Linked DNA regions of Homo sapiens: region 1 is linked to region 2. A link is a contact called in ENCODE Hi-C or POLR2A ChIA-PET data. All regions are on one chromosome and are shown on one strand. The core of a region is the stretch at or near the end of the contact, and the rest is flanking DNA. Distances in the headings are between cores, read along the strand shown. Region 1 holds the start of CNR2 (cannabinoid receptor 2). Region 2 has its middle 23 kb from the start of ELOA.

The links. Hi-C counts contacts between places; a loop is a spot of excess contacts on that map. ChIA-PET counts read pairs that join two places held with the same protein, here RNA polymerase II (POLR2A). Pooled maps may share reads with other maps.
Region 1: a loop to region 2 is called in a map with no recorded cell type, with 8 times the contacts of the local background. The contact joins the promoter of CNR2 here to the enhancer-like site in region 2. A Hi-C loop is called at or near these places in 12 of 37 single-sample maps with no recorded cell type and 4 of 50 pooled maps. POLR2A ChIA-PET finds 5 or more read pairs at or near these places in 5 of 52 experiments (A673, GM12878, OCI-LY7 and 2 more).

The regions. Positions count from the first base shown.
Region 1 is chr1:23,909,839-23,915,800 of GRCh38, reverse strand. CNR2 (cannabinoid receptor 2) reads left to right here and starts at 2,439. Exons shown (of 2, transcript NM_001841.3): 1 at 2,439-2,555. RefSeq lists enhancers at 2,113-2,627, 3,401-3,570 and a silencer at 5,541-5,590.
Region 2 is chr1:23,717,355-23,722,900 of GRCh38, reverse strand. No RefSeq gene overlaps it. Among named protein-coding and RNA genes, the nearest start is that of ELOA, 23 kb to the left of the region's middle. Within about 2 kb of position 2,165, at least 5 of the 41 ENCODE cell types and tissues checked have a DNase peak (open chromatin) inside an H3K27ac peak, as active enhancers do; they include GM12878, where a contact is called at or near this core.

The DNA of each region.
Region 1 (5,962 bases), core at 1,190-3,689, 190 kb before region 2:
CTGGATAATTCCTTGCTGTAGGGCTGTCCTGTGCATTGCAGAATGGTTAGCAGCATTCCTGGCCTCTCCCTAGCAGATGTCAGTAGAATTCCTCCACCAGGTTGTGACAACCAAAAATGTCTCCAGATATTGCCAAGTGTCCCCTCTGGGTGGTGTTGCCAGATAAGACAGAGAATGCCTGGTTACATTCTTTTTTTTCTTTTTCTTTTTTCTTTTTTTTTTTTTTTTGAGACAGAGTCTCACTCTGGAGCCCAAGCTGGAGTGCAGTAAGGCGATCTCGGCTCCCTGCAACCTCCGCCTCTGTGGCTCAAGCATTTCTCATGCCTCAGCCTCCTGAGTAGCTGGGACTACAACTACGCACCACCACACCCAGCTAATTTTTTGTATTTTAGTAGAGATGAGGTTTCACCATGTTGCCCAGGGTGGTCTTGAACTCTTGATCTCAGGCAGTCCATCTGCCTCTGCCTCCCAAAGTGCTGGGATAACAGGCGTGAGCCACCACGCTAGGCTGAGCATTCTAATCGCACATAAGCAACAAGTAATTTTTAGTGCCTGAATGTCTCAACTATTGTTGCATTACCTCACATACTTATTTTTGTGGTGAGAACACTTAAAATCTACTCTCCATCATCTTCAAGAATATAATTCATTGGGCCAGGTGGGGTGGCTCATGCCTGTAACATTTTTTACTTGAAGAATCTTGCAACTCTACCTCAGGGGCAAAATCTTTCTTCATTGGCCCAGATCAGGGTCTGGGGTGTGGGGAGCAGTTAGTGAGAGGATCTGATGAGATAATCATAGGCCATGAGTTTACAAGGGCAAAAACTTTGCCATAATCATCTCTGTATCCTTAGAATATAATGGCGTCTCATTAAATATTTTATCTGAGAGTGGGTGTGAGGACACTTGGAACTATATCAGATACCATACCTGAGTACATCCAGCCCAGGACTGGACATTAGGGACATACTCCCTAATAAATATAAACTGAAGATAATGTTTAGTTTGACTCACATAGCATTTTTTAAAGGTGTGACTTTGGGCTTTACATTCTAAAATTGGCAACTGGCTGAGCATGGTGGCTCATGCCTGTAATCCCAACACTTTTGGAGACTGAGGCGGGAGGATTTGCTTGAGCCCAGGAGTTCAAAACCAAGCTAGGCAACATAGTGAGACCCCCATCTATACAAAAAAATTAAAAAAAAAAAATAGCCAGGTGTGGTGGCACATGCCTGTTCTGCCGGCTACCTGGAAGGCTGAGATGGGAGGATCACTGGAACCCAGGAATTTGAGGCTGCAGTGAACTATGATCGTGCCGCTGTACTCCAGCCTGGGCAACAGAGCGAGACCCTGCCTCAAAAAATTAAAATAAAATAAAATAAAGTAAAATAAAATAAACAGGAAGTGGCTGGGCGTGGTGACTCACCCTGTAATCCTAGCACTTTAGGAGGCCAAGGTGGGTGGATCACTTGAGGTCAGGAGTTCAAGACCAGCATGGTCAACATGGCAAAACCCTGTCTCTACTAAAACTACAAATTAGCTGGAGGTGGTTGTGTGCACCTGTAGTCCCAGCTACTCAGGAGGCTGAGGCAGGAGAGTTGCTTGAACCCAGGAGGCAGAGGTTGCAGTGAACCGAGATTGCGCCATTGCACTCCAGCCTGGGCAATAGAGCGAGACTTGGTCTCAAAACAAAAACAAACAAACAAAAAACAAAACACACACACACACACACACACAGGAAGCTATCACATAAGTCAAGATTTCTGGTATCTCTTGAAAAATACAGCACAACTTCCAAATGCTTGGAATATCTGACAATTTGCCTATACTCCCAAGCAGAAAAGCTTGGCTGGAACTAAGAGGTACCTGCCCCTCTCTACTGGCCCAGATCAGGGTCTGGGGTGTGGGGCAGATACCTCTCAGCTGGGCCAGTAGAGAGGGTCAGGTACCTCTCAGCTCCAGCCAAGCTTTTCCACTTGGGTCCTGTGTTCCCCCTATTACCCACAGTCCCTACCACTCCCTATTGCCCCACACCAGGATCCATCACCCATTATGTTAATCTGCCTGTAGGCATTTGCATTTCAAAGCTCTGGCCTAGTGGTGAAGAGGCATTGGAATGGCATGTCCTTTTAGGTGATCTACTGTAATGTTGGTGCATTATCCCCATTTTACAGATAAAGAAACTTGCCTTTGGGGAAGTTAAGTGAATCAACATTTTAACGAGGCTGTATTAGAACCCAAGTCCCTTGACTCCAGGGTCTAGGCCCATGCCCCACCCTGGCCAGAGTTCGTTGTAAGAGATAACTCAACCGCAGGGGCAAGAGCATTGTGGCACCAGGGACCTGGAGGGGAAGTGGTAACAGGCACGGAAGGCCAGACCTCCTCACACTCACTCATCTGTGAGAAAGTACAAAAGCAAGAGAAAGCTGGCTTGGGGTGGCACTCAACAGGTGCTCTGAGTGGCACCCACGGCCAGGTCCTGGGAGAGGACAGAAAACAACTGGGACTCCTCAGCCCCCGGCAGCTCCCAGTGCCCAGCCACCCACAACACAACCGTGAGTAGCTTTTTTTGTTGTTTATTTTAGGCTTCTTCCTCATTCCCCAACACCTGTATTCTTTTTTGTTTGTTTGTTTGTTTTTGAGACGGAGTTTTGCTCTGTTGACCAGGCTAAAGTACAGTGGCACAATCTCGGCTCAGTGCAGCCTCACAGGTTCAAGCGATTCTCCTGCCTCAGCCTCCCGTGTAGTTGGGATTACAGGTGTGCACTACTGCGTCTGGCTAATTTTTGTATTTTTAGTAGAGACAGGGTTTCACCATGTTGGCCAGGCTGGTCTCGAACTCCCGACTTCAGGTGATCTGCCCACCTTGGCCTCCCAAAGTGCTGGGATTACAGGCATGAGCCACTGCACCTGGCCAAAACCTGTATTCTTACCTTATCCCTTCCCTCCAGGGACACAAGAAGCCAGGTGGGCCTGTCTGGGGCAGGGGATAGATGTCATTTCAGGACACCTGGGGTTGTGGAGGACCAGTCGCAGGAAAGTTCAGGGCTGGCATCCCCCTCCTAGGACCAAGAATCAGGACTTTGGCTTTCATTTCATTACAGAGACAAGAATCACACACACAGAGATGGCCTTACTGTGTGCCAGGCGCTGCCCTAAGAGCCTTTAGTGGTTGGATTTATTTAATCCTCACAACAGCCGTATGCAGTAGGAGCTATCACTGTTGTCCACTTGATAGGTGGGGGCTAGGTGACCCACCTGAAATCATGCGGGCATTGAATGAGAGCATTGGCTTGAGCCTAGGCACTCCGGCTTCGCGGCCCACCCTTCAGCCACCAGGCTATCCTGCCTTACGAGGTGTGGACTGCAACAGTAGATGGGGGCCAGGAAATGACAGGGGCTGGCAGAGGCCTTTGAGATGACCAGGTGAGTCCTGCGCTCTCATTTTATAGATGGGGAGACCACAAGGTAGTGTTAGGGGCACACTGGACTCAGGAGGCCAGGGGTCTGCTTTGGTGTAAGTTCCACTCAGCGGAGGGAAGAGCAGTATTTTCCAGTGTGCCCTGGGGTCAGCGTCCAGGTCTGAATCCCAGCTCTGCCACTGGTAGCTCGATGGCCTAATGCAAATCACTCCATTTCTTTCCTGCTCAGCTTCCTCTTCTGAGAAACATGGGCCTGAGAAGGTCACTCACAGGCTTGTTGCGAGTCAACTGTCTGATGCGGGCACAGGGCGGGCAGCAGCACAGGGCTCGGGAATGGCTGTGGTGGAGAGTTTGATCTTCACCCCATCTGCTCTTGCTGTGGATCTGAGATGAGGATAAAATGAGGCCTGGCTGCTTTTCCCTGGAATGAGTGGCAAGTAGACACGTTGGCAGCATGAAAACCAGGATGGAGGCTGGGGAGAAGTTCAGGGAGAGCTCAGGAGGTGGAGTCCCAATAATCCTGGCCCCAGCTCTGTAACCACCTTGTGGCTTACCAGAGTGACCCCCTAACCTGCGCTGGGCAGGTGAAGCATATCCTTTACCCTTTGGCCGGCTAAGGCCAGGATAAGGCAGTGAAGACGGGAAAATGGCAGCCTGGCTCAGCCAAGCAGAGCCCTCCAGCGCCAGCCCCCTCTCTTCCCACCTCATTTTACAGTACCAGTCACTCTTACTGCACACCCTCGGGTGTGCATAAATTGATCTTTTCTTTATTCAGTTGAAGTCACATTCAATAGGACCCTGAGCCTCATCCTACTGGGCTAGGAGGAAATTTAATCTCCAAGTGCACTGAGCTTCCCTCACTCCCATCCCCACCCATGCACATTGACCCAGAGGACACACAGAACATAAGCGTGAGGGAGGCTCCTGGGTCCTCCTACGATGGATGCCCATTGCCCAAATGGACTTGATTGTCTGAAGTCCAGCCTTGCCCACTTCCCTGGCATGCCTGGAGTCCAGATTCTTTGTAAGACCTGAAACCACTGTGTCTCATTTTGACATCCAGGATATATCACCCAGTGACTTCCCCCAGAGGTCCTGCCATCTTCCCAGAAAGCAAATTCTAGGTGCCCAAGACCTCGGTCCCCTCCCAGCCAAGGACAATCTCTCCTCTCCCCTTGGCTGTGGATGGCAGATGGACACTCTTCTCTCCCCACCCCCCACCCACGTGACCTAACCTTCTCACTGCGCTCAGGTTCTCAGGAAAGGACAGGAAGAAGGGTTGTCTTCAAATAGCTTCTGCTTCCTACTCTCACCCCTGAAAAAAGTCCCCGAGCCACGAGACACAAAGGGCACTCTGAAAAGAGACAGGCAGCCCTATCTTACAGATGAGAAAAACCAAGACTCAGCAGCAGTGTTGACTTGCTCAGTGTCACACAGCCAAGGAATAGCGGAGCCAGTGTGAGCAGAGAGTCCTGCGCTGTGGGTTCAGAGCTTGTGCTATCAATCACATGGAATCACATGGAAACCCAAGTCTCCCTCATCAATTACTCAGGCAACCTGGGGCAAGTTACATCACCTTTCTGAACCTCAGTTTCTTCAACTCTAAAAATGACGCTATCATAGCATTCCCAACCTGCCTCAAAGGGGCTCTTGTTTTTTGTTTTTTGTTTTTTTGTTTTGTTTTCTTTTCTTTTCTTTCTTTTTTTTTTTTTTTTTTTTTTTTTGAGACAGCGTTTTGCTCTTGTTGCCCAGGCTGGAGTATAATGGCGTAATCTCAGCTCATTGCAACCTCTGCCTCCTGGGTTCAAGCGATTCTCCTGCCTCAGCCTCCCAAGTAGCTGGGATGACAGGCATGCACCACCACGCCCGGCTAATTTTGTATTTTTAGTAGGGATGGGGTTTCTGCATGTTGGCCAGGCTGGTCTCGAGCTCCCGATCTCAGGTGATCCGCTCTTGTTTTTTTCTTAAGCGAAGATTGATGAAGCATTTACTACACATTTGAGCTCTGTGACCGTTCCTCATTAAGTCCTCACCACAGCCTAGGAGGGGGCTGCTATCACTAACCACATTTGCAAGGTGAGAAACTGAAGCTCACACAAGCTTAAGACTTATCCAAGGGGCCGGGCATGGTGGCTCATACCTGTAAGCTTGGCACTTTGGGAGGCCCAGGCAGGAGGATAGCTTGAGCTCAGCACTTCAAGACCAGTCTAGGAAACATAGTGAGACCCTATCTCTACAAAAAAAAAAAAAAAAAAATTAAAAATTAGCCAGGCATGGTGGCACATGCCTGTGGTCCCAGCTACTCAGGGGGCTGAGGTGGAAGGATTGTTTAAGCCTGGGAGATTGAGGCTGCAGTGAGCTATTATTGCCTGGGTAACTGAGCAAGATACTGTTTCAAAAAAAAAAAAAAGAAGGAGAGAGACTTGTCCACAGTCCCATAACTGGTGGTAATGGCAAAGCTGAGACTCAAGTCCAGGTCAATCTGGATCCAGAACCAAGCCATATTGTGGTGGGAATCAAAATAGGAGAACGGGAGTGGA
Region 2 (5,546 bases), core at 916-3,415:
TGTTCCACCCATCTCCTGCAGAGCTGTCAATTCAAATTGACTCTGATATGCAAATCTGATTTCGAGTAAAACCCTTCAGTGCTCCCCTGTGGCCTGCAGCCCTGGTACTCTCAACCCTGGCTACACATTACAGTCACTTGGGGAGCTTTAAAACTGATCCCAACACGAAGTCCCCATATCTTAAGAGACTCAGACCAAATGTTTTTAGTTCTTTTTTTTTTTTTTTTTGAGATGGAGTTTTGCTCTTGTTGCCCAGGATGGAGTGCAATGGCACGATCTCAGCCCACCGCAACCTCCACCTCCCGGGTCCAAGCGATTCTCCTGCCTCAGCCTGCCGAGTAGCTGGGATTACAGGCACGTGCCACCATGCTCGGCTAATTTTGTATTTTCAGTAGAGACAGGATTTCTCCATATTGGTCAGGCTGGTCTCGAACTCCTTACCTCAGGTGATCTGCCCACCTTAGCCTCCTAAAGTGTATTACAGGCATGAGCCACTGCGCCCAGCATTTTTTTTTTTTTAAGACAGAGTCTTGCTCTGTCACCCAGGCTAGAGTGCAGTGGCACGATCTCAGCTCACTGCAACCTCCGCATCCCAGGTTCAAGCGATTCTTGTGCCTCAGCCTCTTGAGTAGCTGGGATTACAGGCGCCCGCCACTGCGCCCGGCTAATTTTTGTATTTTTAGTAGAGATGGGGTTTCACCATCTTGGCCAGGCTGGCCTCGAACCCCTGACCTCGTGATCCACCTGCCTCAGCCTCCCAAAGTGCTGGGATTACAGGAGTGAGCCACCACGCCCAGCCCATGTCATTCTTTTTCTTTTTTGAGACAAGGTCTTGCTGCCACTTAGGCTGCAGTGCAGTGGTGTGATCACAGCTCACTGCAGCCTCAACCTCCCACCTACCTCCCAAGTAGCTGGGACTACAGGTGCATGCCACCATGCCCACCTTATTTTTTTATTTTTTGTAGAGATGGGGTTTCACTATGTTGCTCAGGCTGGTCTCGAACTCCTGGGCTCAAGCAATCTGCCTGCCTCAGCCTCTCAAAGTGCTGGGATTACAGGCATGAGCCACAGTGCCTAGCCTGTCATTCATCATTCTTTTTTTTTTTTTTTTTTTTTTTGAGATGGAGTCTCGCTTTGTCACCCAGGCTGGATAGCAGTGGTGCAATCTCAGCTCACAGTAACCTCTGCCTCCTGGGTTCAAGCGATTCTCCTGCCTTAGCCTCCCGAGTAGCTGGGATTATAGGCACACACCACCACGCCCAGCTAATTTTTGTATTTTTAGTAGAGACATCGTTTCACCATGTTGGCCAGGCTGGTCTCGAACTCCTGAACTCAAGTGATCTGCCCACCTCGGCCTCCCAAAGTGCTGAGATTACAGGTGTAAGCCACCGTGCCTGGCCCTGTCATTCATTCTTTCAGCAAAAATTTACTAAGCATCTACTATGTGCCACGTGCCTTGCTTGCACTGATGTGCCTGGTACATAGGCACAGTATGAACAGTAACATTTAGGCCCCTCATAAAGCCTACAGCCTGTTAGGGTCAATGAGGCTCTTAGTGTTTTTTGGGTTTTTTTTTTTTTTTTTTTTTTTTTGAGATAGAGTCTCTTGCCCAGGCTGGAGTGCAGTGGCACAATCTCGGCTCACTGCAACTTCCACCTCCCAGGTTCAAGCGATTCTCCTGTCTCAGCCTCCCGAGTAGCTGGAATTACAGATGTGTGCCACCATGCCTGGCTAATTTTTTTTCTATTTTTAGGAGAGATGGGGTTTCACCATGTTGGCCAGGCTGGTCTCGAACTCCTGACCTCAGGTGATCCACCTGCCTTGGCCTCCCAAAGTGCTGGGATTACAGGCATGAGCCACCATTCCTGGGCTGAGGCTCTTAGTGTTTTTTTTGTTTGTTTGCTTTTTTTTTTTTTTTTTTTTTTTTTTTGTGGCTCTTAGTGTTTTAAGCCTTACTTCTGGCCCCTCTCACCTCTTACTCTTTGTTCTAGTCATCATGACAGAGTTGGGATTTCCCAAACTTGCCCCATTGCAGCCTCAGGGTCTATAAATATGCCAACCCAAAATTCCAGCCCTCAGCCTCCTGGCCTCATTAAGACTCAGTTTGAGAATCACTTCCTCTGAGCAGCCTGTACCTAACCCCACCCCAGATCTGCCCCAGATTATCGTGCACCCATCACTGGAGGAGTCTCTCGTGTGGTCGTCACTGTCCATTTCTTTGTGTGATGTCCTCACTAGACTGTGAGCTCCTTGCAAGCAGGGACTGTGACTAAACCATCTCTGTATCCCTGCTGGGGGCACTAACTAGCTGGTGAACCCATAAGTACGTGGACTTGAACGGCCCAGTGGAGGGTCTGTATGAGAGGTATCCGCATAGGGCAATACACGGTGTGAGAGAAGAACTGCAGCTTCAGAAGGGCTAGGAGGCCAGGTTCTCAGCAGGAGTTTCCAGAGCACATAGCCTGTAACCACCAGGAAACAGGCAGAGATACAGAGCCTCGAAGCTGAGAAAGACAGTGCCTTACTTCTCCTTGAAGAGGGGCCTTGTGTGGTGAAAGTAACACATCTGTGTTCTAATTTGACTCCTCACCGGCTATGTGACTTTGGGTTAGACGGACCTCTAATATTTGCATGGCTGATGGCAAAAGTGTATACAGAGGCCCACATACCATTTATCTAAATATTTAAAAGTTAAAAACTAACAAACCATTAAATACAGTTTTTACTCTATCCTATCCTATTCTGTTCTCTTACTTCGATGAATATACCTTCATAATGACCTGGGGCTAGGTTTAAATTTAACATTCTCAGATTCCTAAGAGTTCTTGGGGATGTGGTGGCACAAGGAGAACTAGCCCCTAACCTACATGCTGTTCTTCCCACCTGCATTAGGCAGAATAATGTCCCCTCCCCACCCCAGGTGTCCACACCCTGATCCCAGGAACCTGTGAATATGTTATCTTACATGGCAAGGGGGAATTAAAATTGCTAATCAGGCCAAGCATGGTGGCTCACACCTGTAATCCCAGCACTTTGGGAGGCCGAGGCAGGAGGATCACTTGAACTCAGAGGTTTGAGACCAGCCTGGGCAACATTGCAAGACCTCATTTCAATTTATATTACAAATTTATTTATTTTAATACAATAAAAATTGCTAATCAGCTGACCTCAAGATAGGGAGATTATCCTGGATTATTGAGGTAGCCCAAAATAATCACAAGGGTGCTTCTAAGTGAAAGCGAGAAGCATGAGTCAGAGTCAGAGAAGATGTGATGACAGAGGCAAAGGCTGGAGTGATGGGATTGCTGGCTTTGAAGGTGGCCACCAGCCAAGGAACACAGGTGGCCTCTAGAAGCTGGAAAAGGCAAGCAAACAGATTCTCCCTGGAGCCTCAGGAAGGACACAGCCATGGCTATACCTTGATTATAGCCCAGTGAGACCCATTTTGGACCTCTGGCCTCCATAAATGTCAGATAGTAAGTTTGCGGTAATTTTTTTACAGCAGAAATAGGAAATGAATACACTGCCTTAGTCTCTGTCCTGCACCACAGGGCCTCACGTTCAGCCCAGGGGTCACACCAGCTCCTAAGTGCAAAGTCACACTCACAGACAGATGCCCCTTGGCCACCCCTTGGGCCTAGGGGTACACACACCAGTGTTCTGGGGAGGAGGGACCCAGGGAAGAGGCTCTGGAAAACAGCAGGGAAATCTGGGGTTGTGACATGTGTAGCATGGTCTAGAAAGGGGTATGGGCTTAGGGTTGGCACAGCTCCTAGGCTGCACGGCCTCCTCACCTGCTCACTTGGGGTAAATGGCTTCACCTCCCTGAGCCTCATCTGTAAAATCAACCATGTGGATCATTATTGAGCACATCATCTGAGCCAAGTGTCCTACTTAGTATCAGAGATTTGAGAATGCCTCATCCTTGTCCTCAAGGAACTCATCTCCTAGTAATTCTGACCTCACAGGGCTTCTACCCAAGAAGGGAATGGTAGGTAAAGCAGCTGACACATAGAAACCCCTCAATAAACTTTATTTTCCATTCCTTTCTACTTAACCAAATCAAGGGGCTTACCAATTAAAAATAAAAATCCCTTGCCCAAACTCTTTGATGGATTCCATCTGCTCCTAGGAGGGGCCTAAAATCCTTTGCAAGCCCAACCTCCACCCCACTCTGTGTTCCACATACAAACCTTGTAATTCCTCAACTCCACCAAAGGGGCGCTCCTGCTTCTGGCCTTCGCCTTGCTGTTCCTGCTGCCTGGAATGTCTTGTCTTCCACAAACACCCACCCCTTCTCACCAAGCTTTCTCTTTCAGGGCTTAGTTGAAATGCCATTCTCCTGGTGAAGCCCTTCTCGGTTTCAGAACCCCACTAACCTGAGCAGGTTTACCTGCCATCTTCTCTCCCAACACCAGATAGGACTCTCTGTAGCACTGACCATGATGGCTATTATATGACTACTATTTGTATTACCTTTTGTTGGTTAAATATAAAATGAATTTATTTTCATAATTTTAAATTTCATGTTCTTCAAGACAAAGTCTCAAATGTATTATTTTTGTGTTGTGGTAAAATAAATACATATATCTAACATTTAGCTATGCCATTCAGTCAGTGGCATTCTGTAGATCCACACTGCAACCATCACCAGTATCCATCTTATCCATCTCCAGGACTTTTTCCATCCCATGCTCAAACTATGCACCCAATAAACAATAACTCCCTATTTTTCCCTCCCCCAGCCCCTGGCAACCATAGTTCTATTTTTATCTCTGTGACTGTGACTACTCTAGGTACCTCACACAAGTGGAATCATAGAATATTTGTCCTGTTCTGATTGGCCTATTTCACTTAGTATAGTGTTTTCGAGGTTCACCCAAATGGTAGCACGTATCAGGATTTCATTCCTTTTTTTTTAAGGCTGAGTAATATTTCATTGTATGGACAGACCACGTTTTGTTCATCTATTCATTTGCTGATGGATATTTGGGTTGTTTCCACTTTTGGCTATTACGAATAGGGGTGCTATGAACATCAGTGTACACATATTGGTTCCTGGGCTTTCCATTCTTTTGGGAATATGCCCAGAAGTGGAATTGCTGGATCAAATGGTAACTCTATACTTAATATGTATTACTTTTTGTCCACTTTTTATTGGTTTATGCTCCCTCCCCACTTCCTCCACTGTAGTCTAGCACCATGAGGGTAGAAGCCACGTCTGTCTTCCTCTGTGTTTCATTGTGTGGTACCCTCACTAGACTGTGAGCTCCCTGCAGGCACAGATTGTGACTAAACCATCTCTATATCCCTGGTGGGGGCACTAAATAGTTGGTGAACCCATAAGTAAGTGAACTAGAGCAAAGCGCCTAAAATAAAGGCGATACATCGATGGGTCCAGCATGGGCTTGGCCCTTCAATCAACATTTGTTAAATTAATGAAACAATGGCAATTTAGCTGACTTGGGTGAAGGCTGGAAGCCTGAAGCAGATGTCACAGAAGAAAAGTGACAACAATTCCTGACGGGGATTTTCACTCCCAGAGG